Linked DNA regions of Mus musculus: region 2 is linked to region 1. A link is a loop called in an ENCODE intact Hi-C map of the cell type or tissue named here. Cell type or tissue: heart. All regions are shown on one strand. Links, peaks and the distances in the headings refer to the core of each region. The heading gives the core; the rest is flanking DNA.

What was found. A loop is a pair of places that touch in the nucleus more often than their neighbours do. Peaks named below come from ENCODE experiments on the same cell type or tissue, not always from the same donor. Only the 100,000 strongest peaks of a DNase experiment are listed, where the experiment ranks them.
Region 2: it touches region 1 in a loop (3-fold over the local background); 13 of 42 quality-filtered maps call a loop at or near these places.

Annotation. Positions count from the first base shown.
Region 1 is chr2:103,791,864-103,800,977 of GRCm38, reverse strand. It overlaps Caprin1 (cell cycle associated protein 1), which reads left to right and starts at 3,338. Exons shown (of 19, transcript NM_016739.3): 1 at 3,338-3,515; 2 at 4,038-4,247. The coding sequence starts at 4,038. In heart, for the core only: CTCF peaks have their summits at 3,496 and 3,697; DNase peaks (open chromatin) are centred at 3,337, 3,767, 4,497 and 5,007; H3K4me3 peaks cover 4,339 bases; H3K27ac peaks cover 3,431 bases.
Region 2 is chr2:103,844,580-103,853,693 of GRCm38, reverse strand. No RefSeq gene overlaps it. Among named protein-coding and RNA genes, the nearest start is that of 4930547E08Rik, 39 kb to the right of the region's middle. In heart, for the core only: CTCF peaks have their summits at 4,407 and 4,608 (motif pointing right); a DNase peak (open chromatin) is centred at 2,313.

The DNA of each region.
Region 1 (9,114 bases), core at 406-8,405:
CTCTGTGTAGCCCTGGGGGTCCTGAACTATCCAGACTGGTCTCACACTCAGAGTTCAGGATGCCTTTGCCTCCCAAGTTCTAGGCCTGTGACACCACTGCCTACGGATACCTTTGATAGTCTCACAGCATAGTAACCAACAGCCTCTCTGGCAGTCTGGTCTACTGAGCACGACTACAAGCAGAGCCTTCTGTTTAAGGCAGGGCTTTGAATACTTGTGTTACAGAAGAGGGAGAGATAGTATTTTAGATGTAGATGACTTTTGCTGGGAGAGCATTTGTGGGCATGCACATTCCACCGAAAGCATAGCAAGTCTAGAAAATAACTTGGAGTCCATTTTCTCAGTCTACCACGTGGTTCCTGGAGGTCAAACATGGGTTGTGAGGCTTGTGCAAGTGCTTTTTCTTAGTGAGACATTTCACTGGCTTGTATTTTAGATGTGTACTCTGTCACAGTGACTTAACTCTGATTTGCTGTTGCATAAAAGTCTCCATAGAAAGTACATGGAGCTGGGCAGTGGTGGTGCATGCCTTTAATCCCAGCACTTGGGAGGCAGAGGCAGGAGGATTTCTGAGTTCGAGGCCAGCCTGGTCTACAGAGTGAGTTCCAGGACAGCCAGGGCTGCACAGAGAAACCCTGTCTTTAAAAACAAAACAAAACAAAACAAAACAAAAACAAAAACCATGGAGGCAGATGTTTCAATAAATCTTTATAAAAACATACAGACCTGGGAGATAGCTTAATGGGTAGAAACACTCTGTTAGCATGAGGACTGGGCTGAGTCCCAGAACCCATGAAAAAGTTGAGCATGGCTATTTGTGTCTGTGACCCCAACATTAGGGTCAAAGTCAGGAGGATCTTCAAAGCTCTCTGGCCAGTCAACCTAGCCAAAATAGTTTCCCTTACAGGGAGAGATAACTCAGAAGACATTAAGTCAAAGGATAGAGAAGACAATGGTTTCAATATCTGGTCTCAAAGACATTGGTCAAGTTGTGCTGAATCAAGCAATTTTTCAAAACTCTCCAAAATTCTCAAGATTTGGTAAAAATGCAGGCAAATTCAGTTGGTTTGGCTTGGAGGTCAGAGATAGTGATATGACATTGGTTGGTTTATATTTGAAGTTACAAGTAGGATCATAATCCTCTCTAGTCAGAATATTTTTATCATAGGGCTAAATAGTTTACTTAAATCATTTCTTAGGTTGACTTTTACCCTTCTCATACCTGACACACAGCTGGCTAGCAAATCTTTTGGCTCTTGTTGCAATGTAAACTGAATCTGACCCTGGTTACCATCTTTCACTGCTCTACAGTTACAATGTACAATGAATCCGCCTGCCTGCATTGCTTCTGCTTCACTGTACTACAGTGGGCTGGCTCATTCCCACAGTCTGTTCCTTGGTCTCTCGGCTTCTGGTTTTATTTTAGCCTCTCATCTCTAGTACACATTTCTTGACAACTCTTTATACAGCAGTAAGGGTGGTTTTAAAAATTTACTTTTTGGCTTTCTGAGACTGGGTTTCTCTGTGTAATAGCCCTGGCTGTCCTGGAACTCTCTGGGTAGACCAGGCTGGCCTCAAACTCAGAGATCCACCTGCCTCCCCAGTGCTGGGATTAAAGGCCTGCACTGCCATGACAGTAAGAGTGATTTAAACCACATTTGATGAAATTAACATTCCCTATGTCACTCAGCAAATATCGAAGCCAGGCCCCTTTATGGCTTTCTTTTTTATTTTTGGTTTTTCGAGACAGGGTTTCTCTGTGCAGCCCTGGCTGTCCTGGAACTTACTCTGTAGACCAGGTTGGCCTTGAATTCAGAATATCTGCCTGCCTCTGCCTCCCAAGTGCTGGGATTAAAGGTGTGCGCCACCACTGCCCGGCTTATGGCTTTCTTTCTTACTCTTTCTAGCCACTGTGAAACACATTAAGGTTTTGCCATATTCTCCTATGTCACTCTTGTTCAGTCTGGAACTTACTAGGTAGACTAGGCTAGTCTAGTAGTCTTGAGCTTAAGAGGCCTGCCTGTCTCTGCCTCTCCAGTGCTTGGATTAAAGGCAGGAGCACTAACCAAGCTCCTCTCAGATCTTGCTCAATGGTGTTTCTTTTACTAGAAAGGTCCTCCTCTAAGCTCTCTTTGCTTCCTCCAGTCCTGGCTCAGAAGTACCCAGGAAGGTTTTCATTCCCCATCACCTTTTTTTCTTCCTTTGGTTTGTTATTTTTGTGCATACCTCCCAATACAAACACTGTGAAAAAAAAAAAGCTGTTTTGTTCACCATCTCTAGCACTGCAGATTTCCTAGCATGCCATAAGGTGCTCGATAAATACTTAAAAGCACAGATTACAGACTTTACAGTTAAGTGGAGTGAGTATCTCAAGGCCACGGGGTGCTGCTGTTTCTCCAGGCTCCCTCAGGATATACTGGTGCCAGCCAGTGTTAGTCATTTTAATTCTTTGATAGAACCCTCTTCTAAATTTCCTTTTCATGGATTTTAAATTATAAATTGGTCATTTACTGCTCTCATACATCATGTTGCTGAATTTTCCACGGATCATATTCCTTTTAGTACCTTTCTCTAGATCACTCATTTTTTCCTTTTACTCGTTATCCACCCTCTTTGACCACCCCCCCGCCCCCCAAATAATTCTCCTGGACAAAAAAGTGCCCCCCTCGCACCCCCTCCCGGCATCTTGCATAGTCTTTAAAGTTTTGGGTAAAATCTTAAACAAATCGGGTAAAGATAAGTAATTCCTGATAGGGCGTACTTATCTATCTCAGGGTAGGAGAAGACGGGTTTTTAACATGACTGGGGTAATTAAGGAGATCAAAAAGCCATGAAGGATGTTCATTCTCCATGCCTAGGTTATTGTATAATTATTATGTGGCAAGTTGCCTTTTCTCAGACCTTTTAGGGTGAGTTTGCATGCTCTCCATACAGAAGGAATTCTAGAAGCTGGGATTGCACCACCCACCCCACGCACCCCTTACTTGCAGAAACCTTTGCCCCTCCAACCCCCACTCCCACCAAATAAGGGCTCTACAAGGGGCAGTCCTCAGCTCCAGAGCCTGAGGCTTGACACCCATTGTCCCCGTTAGGATGTCAAGAGATTTCGCCTGAAGGACCCCAGCTTAGGTTTCACTCAAAACTCAAGGATCTGGGATAACGGTCTCCGTGAGGGTACTTTCCAGATATGCAAAGGGACAGGAACCTGGCGCCGAGGACACGGCCCGACGGGAGGCGCGGTCCGGTGACCTTTTTTCGACAGGCATTCCAGTCGGGCAGCCTCACCGGCTTGAAGGCCCTCGCTCCCTATTGCTCCCGCCCCCCCTCGTTGCAGAGCGCTGGCTGGCTAAGTCCCTCCCGCGCCGGCTCTTGTCCCACTAGGAGCAGCTCAGAGCCGCGGGGACAGGGCGAAGCGGCCTGCGCCCACGGAGCGCACGTCTCTGTTCTCAACGCAGCACCACCCTTGCCCCCCTCGGCTGCCCACTCCAGACGTCCAGCGGCTCCGCGCGCGCACGGTGAGCGCCATCCCGGATCAAAGGCGCCGAAGGGGAAGAAGGCCGCTGTACCTGGGTGTCCTTTTTACCTTCGGAGCGGTCCGAGCGGCTGGGAGGGCTCGCTCAGGGCCTCCCCACCCCCACCCCCAACCCGGTCACTCCAAGTGCCCTTCTCCACCCCTGGCCCTGACCTTTGTCCCTCTCGTTCTCGCAAGGCAACGGGTGCCACTTGCCCCGATGGGGACCGTTGCCCTGGCGGTTGACGGCGGCCGTGCCAGGCCCCGCCCCCGGCGCGAGCTTGGTGCCCCGGGGAGGGGGGAGGGGCGGGCGGCCCGGCGCCCCGCTGGCGGGTCGCGCGCGTGCCCGTGGGCCCCTTCCTGCCGGCGGCGCGCGCCGCCCCCTCCCCCCACCGCGCGCGCGCGTAGCCGCCTGCCCGCCCGCCCGCTGCGCGTTTTGTCCCGCGTCTCTCCCCGTCCGTCTCCTGACTTGCTGGTCTTGTCCTTCCCTCCCGCTTTTTTCCTCTCCTCTCTTCTCGGTCTAAAGATGCCCTCGGCCACCAGCCACAGCGGAAGCGGCAGCAAATCGTCGGGACCGCCGCCGCCGTCCGGTTCCTCCGGGAGTGAGGCGGCGGCCGGGGCAGCTGCGCCGGCTTCTCAGCATCCGGCAACCGGCACCGGCGCCGTCCAGACCGAGGCCATGAAGCAGATTCTCGGCGTAATCGACAAGAAACTTCGGAACCTGGAGAAGAAAAAGGTGCGAGGAGTTAGTGGAGAGGGAGGGCTCGTGGCTCCAGCCCTACACCGGTCCCGGCGGTGGATGGTGCTCCTTGCCCAGAAAACGGGCGCCTCGGGGAGGTGCCTGTCACCTGACCCCAACGCGGCGCTGCCTCTAGGCCTCGGTTACTCACATCAGGCTGAGCGGGGCCTTTCCGCCTGGTGACCGGTTGCTTGGGTGGTGGGCCCGTTGCTGGGTATGCTCCCAAACTGAGGCCTGACTTTTGAAGGAGGCCAAGGGGAAGAAACAGTGTGCCCGGCCCGATTGCTCGTGGAGTTGAGCGGTCCATGCCTTGTAACTGTGGCGTTTGCCTTTGGTACCTAGGCTGGGGGCTGGTGGAATGGCTCTCTTCCCAAGAAAAGATATGTGTCTAGACCTGAACTAGGGTTGCAGTCCCGTCAAGTCCTAGTTAAGCGGGCCTTTGCTTGGGTACCCCCGCCCCCTTCCGATGGGCTCCCTACGTTTCCCCCTTTGTTTCGATTGTCTGGGTGCTTGGAACCTCACGCCCAGCCTAGTCACGAGGTAGTTTTTAAATGAGTGTTTTTTGTTGTTGTTTTTTGCCATGACCTTTTCTTTTTAATTTATTATTTTTTACCGCTTCAGCATTCTAAAGGGTCAGGGAGATTTCCTTGATCTTTCGGAGGTGGATCTAGTTTAGACTGGAGACTGCCTCTGGGTCTCTGGGCACATGGAGTGTCTAACATGGCGGCGGCTGCGGGAGAGGGAAGCGCTGTACAGGAGCTGCATTGTGAGCACAAAGCGAAAGCAGAGGGGGAGGGCAGAGACCAGGCAGCAGCCCCGCCTAGCCCCCCCTCCCAAAAAGTCGAGCCACACCCACACTGTTTTGGCTTTAATATTTAGCCATTCTGGACCATACTGTTAGATTACTTAAACCGGCTTTTTTGTTTTATGCGTTTAGTGTAGGACCGTATACCAACACAGTTTAGAGGAAGAGTCTGGGTAGAAGTAAATTTCTACCCTGATTAAGAAAAGTAGTGGAAAGGGACAAACATGGGGTGGTAGAGTGAAAATGGAGGCAATTTACCTGGAACTGTTATTCTAACTTGCCCTTTTACATTAAGTATAATGTAACTTTTGATAACTTATGCCTGCCGGGGCATATTTTAAAATTTTGAAAAATTCCCATGAAGATGTTTAGTTAGTTGTTTAACTAGTTAGAGGAGATTAGTGAGATAGGATATTGGCTAAAAATCTGAGCTGTAGGAGGTAAGTTGGAAAAATCCAGGCTATTTACATCTTAATCTTGTGGTTTATCTGCTGATTTCCCATTTTTAGTAGTGAGTTTGAAACATTCACCTTTGTACTTTTTCTGTTTCAGTGTTGAAGAGTGGCCATATTACTAAAACTTCCCAGACTTTATTTGAAATTGTGAATATACATGAACAAGATATGAAACTTTAGCTATTTTGATAAGAAATTTTAATGTATTAAATTATTAAATAGTGAAAAGAGGAAATATTAAAATAGTGAAAGCACTGTAAGCTACATTCAAATATGGAATTTCATGCCAGCATTTCCTTTTTTTTTCTTTTTTTTCTTTTTGAGACAGGGTTTCTCTGTGTACCCCTGGCTGTCCTGGAACTCACTCTGAAGACCAGGCTGGCGCCTCTAACTCAGAAATCCTCCTGCCTCTGCCTCCCAAGTGCTGGGACTAAAGGCTTGCGCCACCACACCCTGCTAGCATTTTCTGATACTTGCGTGTGTTTGGTACCCTGTGTGAAATTGAGTTTAACTTGGGTATCTTTAAATTTTCCTAATGCAATAAAGCAGTGTTGTTAGGCTGTTGCTCCAAACGGTTTAATTTTTGGAATTTCTGGGAACTCAGTTTCTTGTAGAATAGGATCCGACATGAGCTTTAATGATTTGAGGTATCAATGTTAGTGGTTGCAAATTCTTCAAATATGTTTATTAAAGAGCAATGTTGAGTAGCAGTCATTATATTTGTGAGGTGACAGATTGAAGTGTTTAAGGGCATTTTAAAACAAGACACAGAAAATGAGGTTATCCCCATGGAGACTTGAACCATAACTGGCCACTTGTTCTCTCTAGCTATAGGTAAGAGTAATGTCATCACCTGGGCCATGGTGGTACACTCCTTTAGTTCCTGCATTCAGGTGGATCTCAAGTGTGAGGCCAGCCTGGTCTACAGAGCCAGTTAAGGACAGCCAGGACTACTCAGAGATACGTTTTTTTCCAAGATTCATGATTGATATGAAGATTGACTCAGATAATAGTATCTTATGATGTAACAACACAGTTACATGAAAATGTTTTCATCATTTCTGTTGTCAGTGTTTTGATTGCTGAAGAAACAGTGAGAAGATGGGGTTATAAACACAGGCTGGGCTGAGCTGCTCCCTCACTAGACTGCTGATAATGGATCTTTTTTGTTTTTGTTTTGTCTCTCTCTCTCTCTTTTTTTTTTTTTTTTTGAGACAGGCTTTCTCTGTGTAGCCCTGGCTGTCCTGGAGTGCACTCTGTAGACCAGGCTGGCCTTGAACTCAGAAATCCACCTGCCTCTGTCTCCCAAGTGCTGGGATTAAAGGTGTGTGCGCCACCACTGACCAGTGATTATATTGGATCTTAATGACTGTTAAAGAAGCTACAGTTACTTTGAAGATGCTCAAGGCATTGGACTTTGCATTAATATGAGCACATCTGGTTTTCATTTATTTCTCTATGACTGGATGATTTGACCCGTGAGAGGTTTTCAGTAGGACTGAGCATTTGTAAAAAAAAAAAAAAAAAGAGGATTTGCTCTATGAATCAGTTTTAATACTTCTTTAGAAACTCCAATGTAATGGTCATATTTGATTCTTACCTTTTCATACTACAGCCTGCTAGACCAAGAAGGCATTCTAACAAAAGTTACTAGTAGCTAATGTAGTATACCACTTTAAGGCAGAGACCCAATACAATTGTATTTTATTTAAGAAAACAGTTTTTTTATTCATTTGTTAATTTCTGCAGTGAGAATGCAAACTTCCCATTGGTGGGGTTCACAGAATGATCAAATATCCTGCAACAGAAATATATGGCTTGGTCGTTTTTTGAAGTTTAAAATCAATTGTAAATGTTAGCGCCTTACTTAGCAATTAAAATACAAATAATACTGAGTTGTAGGACTTATTACCTAGTTTTTTTGAGCAGTACTTTCAGTACAGAAAAGGGCTTTAGGCTATATAAGATGATATTTGGAAACAGTCTGCAGTTTAAGAGATACTTATTTGATAGTGCAAGATATAATCAGTTTTGATGTAAAGGATGTTTTTAATAGGTGGCATTTAAAATGACTGACAACTCTACTAGGTGAAAGGTTAGCTAGTGTTCTCTTTGCTTTAAAAATCCTTAACTGAAACAAACTGATTGGGAAATGTATATATATTTTTTTATCCAGACCCTAAAGCAGTGGCTCTCAACCTGTGGGTCATGACTCCTCTAGAGGGTGGGTGGGGTCACCTAAGACCATTTGAAAATACAGATATTACATTACAATTATTAAATGAAGTAGTAACAAATTAATTTTGTGATTGGGAGTCACTACAACATAAGGAACCATATTAACAGGTCATCATAGCCTTAGGGAGGTTGAGAACCATTGCTAAAGGCTATGTACTTTATGTCTTTGTAATTAATATTCATTAGATAGTGAGGGTAACCTTTCTAGGCCCGCAGTGTGTTTCTTAGAATTTTTGATGCAACTGTTGTACAGGGCTTGTGTTAAATGCTTTAATAAATACTCATTCTTAAAACAATTTAATAGATAAAAATAATTGGTTTTTTTTTTTTTTTTAACATTTCAGGTTTTGGGGTGAGTTAGCTTCTTAATTGTTTTGCAAGATCCATTCATTCCCAGCACAGAGGCTAAAGTTACTACGTTTTATATTCTTGTCTTAGAAAAAAAAAAAAAACCAAAAAACTACGATGCTTAATTTAAGAACAAGGTTGTTTCAAGGGTCTATATGTAGCTCTGGTCATTCTGGAATTTGTTATCTAGCCAAGCCTGGTCTGGAACTCACAGATCACCTGCCCCTGTTTTCTGAGTGCTGGCATTAAAGGAGTGTGCCACTATACAAGTTTACTTTGTTTTGAATTCACCTTGCCAAAGGGAAAAACTATGACATGTGATTGGTTCTCAACTCTCTGTGCAACAACCCCCCCCCCCCCCCACCATGGTGTATGATATTTGAAAAGGTTGAGTTGTGAAGGCCTTTTCCTGGGTGAGAATAGAATCATGAGTGTTGTTGTGTTGTGTTAAATGATAGATTTTACCTTAGGATACTTACGTGAATAAGAATACATTTTGTGTTATATACAGATTATGAATATAATTTGTTGGAGCTGGAGAGATGGCTTAGCAGTTAAGAGCACTGTCTATTTTTTCAGAAGTTCTGAGTTCAATTCCCAGCAACCACATGGTGGCTTACAACTGTCTATAATGGGATCTGATGCCCTCTTTTGTCATGTAAACATAAGTGCAAATAGAGTACTCCTACAGTTCACAAAAACAAAAAACAAAAACCCACAATTTGTCAAGCAGAAGCTCTCCTGATCTACACAGTAAATGCCAGGACAGCCAGAGTGGCACAGTAAAATCCTGTCTCTGGGGTGAGCAATGGTGTATATTTAAGAGAGGGTTTCTGTGTATAACTACCATGGCTGTCCTGAATCTATCCTTGTAGCCTAGCCTGACTTTGCCTTCTGAGTGCTGGGATCAAAGGTGTGCGCCCCCCACTCCTGGCTGAGTAAGTCATTATAATCTTAAGTGAGTAATTACTAAATTTATATTTTGGGGTAGGTTGAAGATTAATACTGTCTCATCTTT
Region 2 (9,114 bases), core at 798-8,797, 52 kb before region 1:
GCTGTAAGATCAAGAATAGATAAATGGGACCTCATAAAATTGCAAAGCTTCTGCAAAGCAAAAGACACCGTCAATAAGACAAAAAGGCCACCAACAGATTGGGAAAGGATATTTACCTATCCCAAATCGGATAGGGGACTAATATCCAATATATATAAAGAACTCAAGAAGGTGGAGTCCAGAAAATCAAATAACCCCATTAAAAAATGGGGCTCAGAGCTGAACAAAGAATTCTCACCTGAGGAATACCGAATAGCAGAGAAACACCTGAAAAAATGTTCAACATCCTTAATCATCAGGGAAATGCAAATCAAAACAACACTGAGATTCCACTTCACTCCAGTCAGAATGGCTAAGATCAAAAACTCAGGTGACAGCAGATGTTGGCGAGGATGTGGAGAAAGGGGAACACTCCTCCATTGTTGGTGGAATTGCAAGCTTGTACAACCACTCTGGAAATCAGTCTGGCGGTTCCTCAGAAGATTGGACATAGTACTACCGGAGGATCCTGCAATACCTCTCCTGGGCATATATCCAGAAGATGTCCCAACCGGTAAGAAGAACACATGCTCCACTATGTTCATAGCAGCCTTGTTTATGATAGCCAGAAGCTGGAAAGAACCCAGATGCCCCTCAACAGAGGAATGGATACAGAAAATGTGGTACATTTACACAATGGAATACTACTCAGCTATTAAAAAAATGAATTTATGAAATTCCTAGGCAAATGAATGGACCTGGAGGGTATCATCCTGAGTGAAGTATCCCAATCACAAAGGAACTCGCACAATATGTACTCACTGATAAGTGGATAATAGCCCAGAAACTTAGGATACCCAAGATATAAGATACAACTTGCCAAACGCATGAAATTCAAGAAGAACGAAGACCAAAGTGTGACACTTTACCCTTTCTTAGAAATGGGAAAAAAACACCCATAGAAGGAGTTACAGAGACAAAATTTGGAGCTGTGACGAAAGGATGGACCATCTAGTGACTGCCATATGCAGGGATCCATCCCATAATCAGCTTCCAAATGCTGACACCATTGCATACACTATCAAGATTTCGCTGAAAGGACCCAGTTATAGCTCTCTCTTGTGAGACTATGCCGGGGCCTAGCAAACACAGAAGTGGATGATCACAGTCAGCTATTGGATGGGTCACACGGCCCCTAATGGAGGAGCTAGAGATCTTACCCAAGGAGCTATAGGGAACTGCAACCCTATAGGTGGAAAAACAATATGAACTAACCAGTACCCGGGAGCTCTTGTCTTTAGCTGCATATGTATCAAAAGATGGCCTAGTCGGCCATCACTGCAAAGAGAGGCCCATTGGACTTGCAAACTTTATATGCCCCAGTACAGGGGAACGCCAGGGCCAAAAAGGGGGAGTGGGTGGGTAGGGGGTTGGGGGGGTGGGTATGGGGGACCTTTGGGATAGCATTGAAAATGTAAATGAGGAAAATACCTAATTAAAAAAAATTACTGCGCTTTTTAAAAGATTTATTTATTTATTTATGTATATGAGTGCACTGTAGCTGTAATGATGGTTGTGAGCCATCATGTGGTTGCTGGGAATTTGAATTCAGGACCTCTGCTTGCTCCAGTCGACCCCGCTCACTCCGGCCCAAAGATTCATTTATTATTATATCTAAGTACACTGTAGTTGTCTTTAGATGCACCAGAAGAGGGCATCAGATCTCATTGCAGATGGTTGTGAGCCACCATGTGGTTGCTGGGATTTGAACTCAGGACCTTCAGAAGAGCAGTCAGTGCTCTTAACCACTGAGCCATCTCTCCAGCCCTACCTCTGTTTTTTTTTTTTTAAGATTTTATTCATTGTGAGTTTCACATCATGCACCCCAATCCCACTCATCTCCCCGTCCCTTCCTATCCATCCTTCGCCCTTGCAACCGCTCCAGCAAAATAAACTAAGATAGAATAAAAGCAAACAGGAAAAGCATCTTGTTGTAGAAGCTGTAGTGTGTCACACAGCACGCCCTTTTGTCCAACATTTTTACTTGTAAAAGTTCATTGCAGTGAGCCATTGGTCTGTTTTGAGACCTCTGACTTCTACACTATCAATACTGAATCCTCACGGGGACTCCTTATGGATACCCTGCAGCCTTGGATTGACAGGAGTGGCTCTTTCAGGAGATGGGATAGATGGGCATCAGGGGGATGGACTCAGCCCTGGATCTGGGCCTGGGAAGTAGCTGAGTTGGTCAGTCTGCCAGCTCTCCTGTGCCTTCACTGCCAGGGTGAGCGTTCCAGCACTGCCCTGGCGAGCTCACCCAGTGCCACAGTCAGCAAGGGGCACAGGCAGCTCTCCCAATCTCATGTCCTCTGGGCCAGCTCTGCTCTGCTGGCCAGGCAAGACGCAGGGCTTGTTCTGCAGCTGCTCAGGGCCAGCTCTATTGCTCTCATGACCTTGGCCCATCTCACCCACCTGACACAGGCTACCATTGCTCTTGAATCTGCCTTGCCTGTAACTTTAGTCTGTAACTTTAAACTTGCTTTACACTTTTTCTTGCCAAACTGCACATTTTGTGTATCTTTTTTCTTCCCCTCTGTCCTTTCTCACAGTAGACCTGTATGAAAGCAATAACTAATAGCCACAAAACAGCCTACATACTATCTTATATGAAATTTCCTTCACCAAACAAGCTAGTCTATTTCTAATTTATCCTCAGTCAAGTTTCCAGGACAGGGAACAGCCAGGCTCTTCTCCAGACTGTCACATAAATGGCCTCTAGTCTAGTTCCTGATAGAGTCCCTGTTTGCCTGTGAACCTCACAAGCCAGGCTTTGATTATCTGCATTTCTCTTGGAATTCTGCTCTTCCAACTCCCACCGGAACAGTTCATTCAGCTCTGCTTATGACAGAATCCCAAACTTCCACAGACCAGTCTCACGGGGCTGTAAGTCATGTGGCCAGGATTGTCACAGCGAATGCCTAGACCTCAGTACCAACCTTCTATTCTAGTTACTTCTCCTCACAGATTTAACAGTGAGAAGGAGAGGTTAATTTTGATTCACAGCTGAACCATCTTCCCTGTCCCCGGAGCTTATCTACGCACACAGGGATCCGGGGGTGGAGGTTGGGGGGTGGTTTGCAGAGGGAGCTCAGCAGTCTCCCAGGAAAGAGAAAGATTGACCCATTTCCCTGCTCCCAACATCCTGTCTGAGACTGCAACTAGACACAAATACCAGGGTGAATATGAGCAACCCAGAAAGTATCTCGAGAGACAAGCAGAAAGCAATAGATCCAAGAACGTAAAGGAGATGCAGGTTGCAATGGCTAGCCTTGACAGTTACTCAAAAAGGACAAGTGGTTCCTGGAGATTCTAGGTCATTCAAATACTGGGTGCTGAACTGGCTCGGGCCTGTTTCTGAAGGTCACTGTGGAATTGGCTCTGGCCTATCTCTAAGGTCACTGTGAAATTGGCTTTGGCCTATCTCTGAAGGTCGATGTGCTGACTAGTTTGTTTTTTCTTTCTTTTTTTTTTTTTTTTTTTTTTTTTTTTTTGTCAACTTGGCAAAGGATAGAGTTATCTGAAAAGATGGATCTGCAAATGAAAAAATGTCTCCATAAGACTGGACAGTAGGCAAGCCTGCGGAGCATTTTCTTAGTTGGTGATTGGGAAGAACTCAGCCCATTGTGGGTGGGGCCATCCCTGGGCTCGTGGCCCTGGGTTCTATAAGAAAGCAAGCTGAGCAAGCCATGTGGAGCAAGCCAGGAAGCTGCACCCCTCCACGGCATTTGAATCAGCTCCTGCCTCCAGGTCCTACCTGGTTTGAGTTCTTCCCTTGGCGTCCCTCAATGAACTGTGACTCAGAATATGTTAGCCAAATAAACCCTTTCCTGCCCACGTTGCTTTTGGTCATGGTGTTTCATCTCAGCAGTAGTGACCCTCAATAAGACAGCCAGTGCATTTAATAAATAAGACGATGGTTACAAAACAAAAAACAAAAAAACATAAACCCCAGGGCCCCAGCTCCTTAGCAGGGACAAAAGGCTCTCAACAGAACACACTTGAAGCAACAACTTCTCTTGAAGAACTGCTAGAGAGCTGATGAGCCGGGACCTGCCTCTGCTGCTGGGCAGTGACTCCTGCCAGCCAAGCCCTGGGCTGCGTATCAGTAACTGATGCTGCCATTTGGTGCATTGGGAAGAGAAATGCGGACCGAATCCCCATCCTGGAGCAGCCTGGCTTCCTGAGGCCATGACTCCATGAGGGAATAAAATGTGAATCACTATTGTGGGTCCACTCGATGGGTGTGGCCTGAGGGAGGCGGGGACCACCCTTGGAGTCTCCCACCTACTTCTGCAGCAGATTCTACTACCAACTATGGTTACTGGATGAGCCGTGAACAGGAGCCTGGGGCCTGAACGCGGCTACTTTCTGGCATGACCAGCTTCCTCCACACTCCATGCCCTTCACTGCTGTCCACCCAGCAAAACAGAACCAAACCAGCCTGAGCTTGACTACCTTAGAACACCTATTCCTGCCTCTAGGTTCTAGGGTACCTAAAAGATAAGACAGATGGATGCAGTCCTGTGGACAAAGAGAAACAGACTTCTGAATTTCCAATTACAACCAGCAGGGGGAGCCTTGAACAATGCAGTCTGGGAACAGAGAGAGGACTGTCCAGCAAGAAGGAATCCCTGCAGGCAATACCACTGACCCAAAGCAACTACCTTTGATGCATAGTAATTACTATGGGAAATAGTAACTACTCACATCATAATATCCTCTTGTGAAATGTAAACAGTTTCTCCCTGCTAGTGGAAGAAGCTAGTGAAAACTAGAACTTCCCCTCCAGGAGTTGTGTAGACCGAGAATACAAAACTCCCTTGCACTTCCTCACCCCTCCTTGCCCTCCTACTCTTTGAGTTTGAGTTGCCTACTCTATCTGCAACCATAGCAACCCGGCTGGTGGGAGATTATGGAAACTCCTACACATTCTTTTAGATTCAGGTAAGTCTTCACCTTACTCATGAGGCCACCTCTAATACCCTCTTCAGCGTCTGAGAAGGTTGTCTCACTGCGACTACACTGGCACCACAGGCACATCTAAGCTGGACTCCTGCCTCATCTCTCAAACCTCTCTTGATGAGACCAGCAAGATGGCTCAGAAAGTAAAGGCACCAGCCATCAAGCATGATGGCCCGTTGGATTCCTGGGACCCACACACAAGAAGTTGTCCTCTGGCCATCACTAGTGTGTTGTATCATGTGAACACATACATGCATATACACATGCAATAAATAAACACTATTTAGTAAACTTTAAAAAAAGAGTTCTATTTACTTGGCTTATATTTGCAACCCTGGTGTATATGCATGACTGGTGTGGGGTCACACAGACACTGATCACACATGTCAGACACTTAAGGCGATTGTATTGCATTGGAGTGGATGGGCCTGTGGCAGACTGTCCAAGGGACGAAGTTGAGGCAGAGAGGCCTAAGCTACACTGGCAACGCAGTCAGAAAACAAGTAGAATTCATGTCCTCAGGCAGAGAGCTGTGCCTGGCATGACCACTGTCCAGGAAAGCCAAGGGAGACAAGACACGAGAAAAACAAGGAAGAAGGAATCTCCAGGAGAGGTAGGAGGTGGAGTGAAACATGAGAAGCTGAAGTCCAGTCTACTGTTAAAGTAACTTTTATTCTCCTGTTGGTAATTGTCTCAGAGGCTCACTGCCTCCGTCTGCTAACCTGGTCCTAGTTCTGAAACCTTCTAGACTCTGTACAGTATCATCTAAGCCTAGAATATTTTCAGCCTCTGAGAGTTGCTATTGAATATGCTCACTCTAGTTCTTTTTGAACTCTGGCTGGCTGGTTCAACTCAAACTCCTCTCTAAGTTGACTGATTCAATCTGGCTTCTCTTAGTTTCTCACTGAATTGCTCTGCTTGGCCTCATACTAACTTTGTCAATGTGTTCTAATCTTCTGGCTCCTTCTCATTCTCTGGTTTGTTCTGTCTTTGCCTGTGTCTAGCTTGTTCTCTCTTCAACCTGTCTCTGTAAAACTCTACTGGTAAGACTGCCTCCTCCCTCTCTCTGCACTGCCCCTCAAGTAGCTTCCCTTTCCACTCTTTTGTGAGAGTTGGGCGTATCCTATTCTGTCAAATCTTTCTCTGATTTGTCACTTTGTCTGCCACTCAATTAGACATCACTGGATGCTTCCTTCTACAAACTAACTTTAACTTCATTATTTGTCATTAAAGGTGTGTACTAAGGATGTGTGTGTGTGTATATTCTAGCTGGGGGTGGGGGCGGGGGCAGGATTAAAGGTGTGTGCTAAGGGCTGAACCTTGCCACAACTAGAAACAGGTCTTTTTTTTTTTTTTCCAGTAAATAACAACAACCTCTGGGTTCACAGTATGATCAAATATCATGCAACAGTCTATAGTCCTTGAAAGTGATTACCACAAAATGTTCCAGACAGACTTGTGAGAGAGCATAGGCATCCTATTTTTAAAACAGTATCAACTGTGTTTCTTGCAGAACTCCACAACAAATTTAAGGAGTGAGATTTGTCCTTCTCGCTGGTTCAGAGGGGCAGGGTGGAGGAGGATGACCTGGTACAAATAGCTTGCAACACACTTTTAGCCTTTGAACCACTTGATTACAAATTTCAACCCACTTTAAATCAATACAGAGTGATACCAAAGCCAACCTGGCCTCAGATCCACTTACAATGTTGTGAGGTTTACTTGTTTGTATCCTTGGCTGGCCTGGAGCTTGCTATGACAACCAGGCTACCCTTAAGCTCAGAGAGATCCACTTGCCTCTGCCTCCTACATTCTGGAATCAAGGCCAGCAGACCTTTATTGGCTGTATCCAATAAAGAATCTCTGTATACCCTGACTGTCCTGGAACTCACTCTGTAGACCAGGCTGGCCTGGAACTCAGAGACCTGCCTGCCTCTGCCTCCTGAGTGCTGGGATTAAAGGTGTGTGCCACCATGTTTTTAAAGTGAGGAGGGGAAGAGAAGTTGATGGTTGCTGTGTTCCATTTACTACAGAGTTGCTTTTTAGCATCAGCAGAAGGCCACATGGTTTCCCCGGAGCTTTTGAACTACATATTTCCCTCTCTCATCTCTTACCTGCTTGGTGTAGTCTGTGCTATTTTCCCTACTGGTCCTCCCTTTGCATGAGGAGGCAATGACCGCTGGTGCAGGAGTGTTTGTTTAGCCGAGCCACCCCACCATCATTCCATCCTCCAATGTACCCTTTGTTCCCCACCTGAGAACTGGGCTTGCTTTCAGGATCAGAGATGGCACTTTGATACTCTTCGCCTCCAGTGGGCCTTGTTAGTTTTCTTAGGATACCAATAGGTGGTGGAAGCTACCCACAAACTACTTCCCTTGGGAGCTCAGCCTTATTAGTGAGAGACATGATTGGAAGGCTGAAGCAGCAGGCTAGAAATCTATATGCTTTCAGTCCCAACCTTAGCCATAAAACCAGCCCAAATCAAAGACCACACAGGCAGGCAGACAATGTGGGCTGAAATTTCAAATATGAAACCTCAAGGATGACATCATCCATTTACTGCAACTTACTCAAATGCTTCTAAAAAAGGGAATGTAATAAACAGGTGAGAGTCCTGTGAGAAACACATCCAAGTCTATACAGAGCACTCAATCTCCATGCAGACCAGGACTCTCGCCCAGCCTCTGCAGCTGCCCTTATCAAATGCCCCTTCCCCAGACTCAGCTATGCACAGACCAAAGGACAGCAGGAGCTACAGCAATTCTGCAGGAAATGTACCTGCATATTGCATCTTCAGGAGCCTGCATAGCAATCTAACAGGGAGTAGGACCCTGCCCTGGGGGCAGGAACCCACCCCCACCCCCATAGGGCACTGGCCGCCATTGGTGCTCCCAACCTGTCAGTCAAGAGCCAACAGTATCAGCAAAAGGCTATCAGCCTTCAGGAAGTGTCCAAGCACTCGACTAACACAGTACACAAAGAGTTAATGTTCAGGACACAACAGACGTAAGAGCAAAACCAGCTGACTATTGAGGGAGGCTTTGAGGATACACCGCTCTTTGTGGCTCAAAGTTGTTTATAAATTAGAAATAATAGTGTCAGGGAGAGCCTGGACATGGTGGCCCACATCTTTGATCCCACCGCTGGGATCTTTGAGTTTGAGGCCAGCCAGGTCTACAGAGTGAGTTCCAAGACAGCCAGGGTTACATAGAGCAACCCTGTCTCAAAAACAAACAAACAAAACCACCACTGCAACAAAGTGATAATACTAAGCAACAAATACTTGAGAAAAGGTGATTGCAGTTGAAGAGTTTTAAGGCCTTTATTATGCTTTAAGGAAGATAATGCTGTTTGCTAACATTAAATTTGGTTAAGACAGACACTATTGCATAGGCCAGCAAGATTTTGCTGAAAGGACCCTGATATAGCTGTCTCTCTGTCTGTCTGTCTGTCTCTCTCTCTCTCTCTCTCTCTCTCTTATTTTGGTTTTTTGAGACAGGGTTTCTCTGTGTAGCCCTGGCTGTCCTAGAACTCACTCTGTAGTCCAGGCTGGCCTCGAACTCAGAAATTCGCCTGCCTCTGCCTCCCAAGTGCTGGGATTAAAGGCATGGGCCACCACCACCCAGCGATATAGCTGTCTCTTGTGAGGCTATGCCAGTGCCTGGCAAACACAGAAGTGGATGCTCACAGTCAGCTATTGGATGGAACACAGGGCCCCCAATGGAGGAGCTAGAGAAAGCACCCAAGCAGCTAAAGGGATCTGCAACCCTATAGGTGGAACAATATGCACTAACCAGTACCCCCAGAGCTCGTGTCTCTAGCTGCATATGTAGCAGAAGATGGCCTAGTCGGCCATTATTGGGCAGAGAGGCCCCTTGGTCTTACAAACTTTATATGCCCCAGTACAGGGGAACACCAGGGCCAAGAAGTGGGAGTGGGTGGGTAGGGGAGCAGTAGTGGGGAGGGTATAGGGGATAGCATTTGAAATGTAAATGAAGAAAATACCTAATAAAAAATTGGAAAAAATTGGTTAAGAAACTTGCACATTTATGAAGTAGCCAATGTAAGAGTAAAGATGGAATATAGTCTGGATATAGTTATCTATGTTTATAA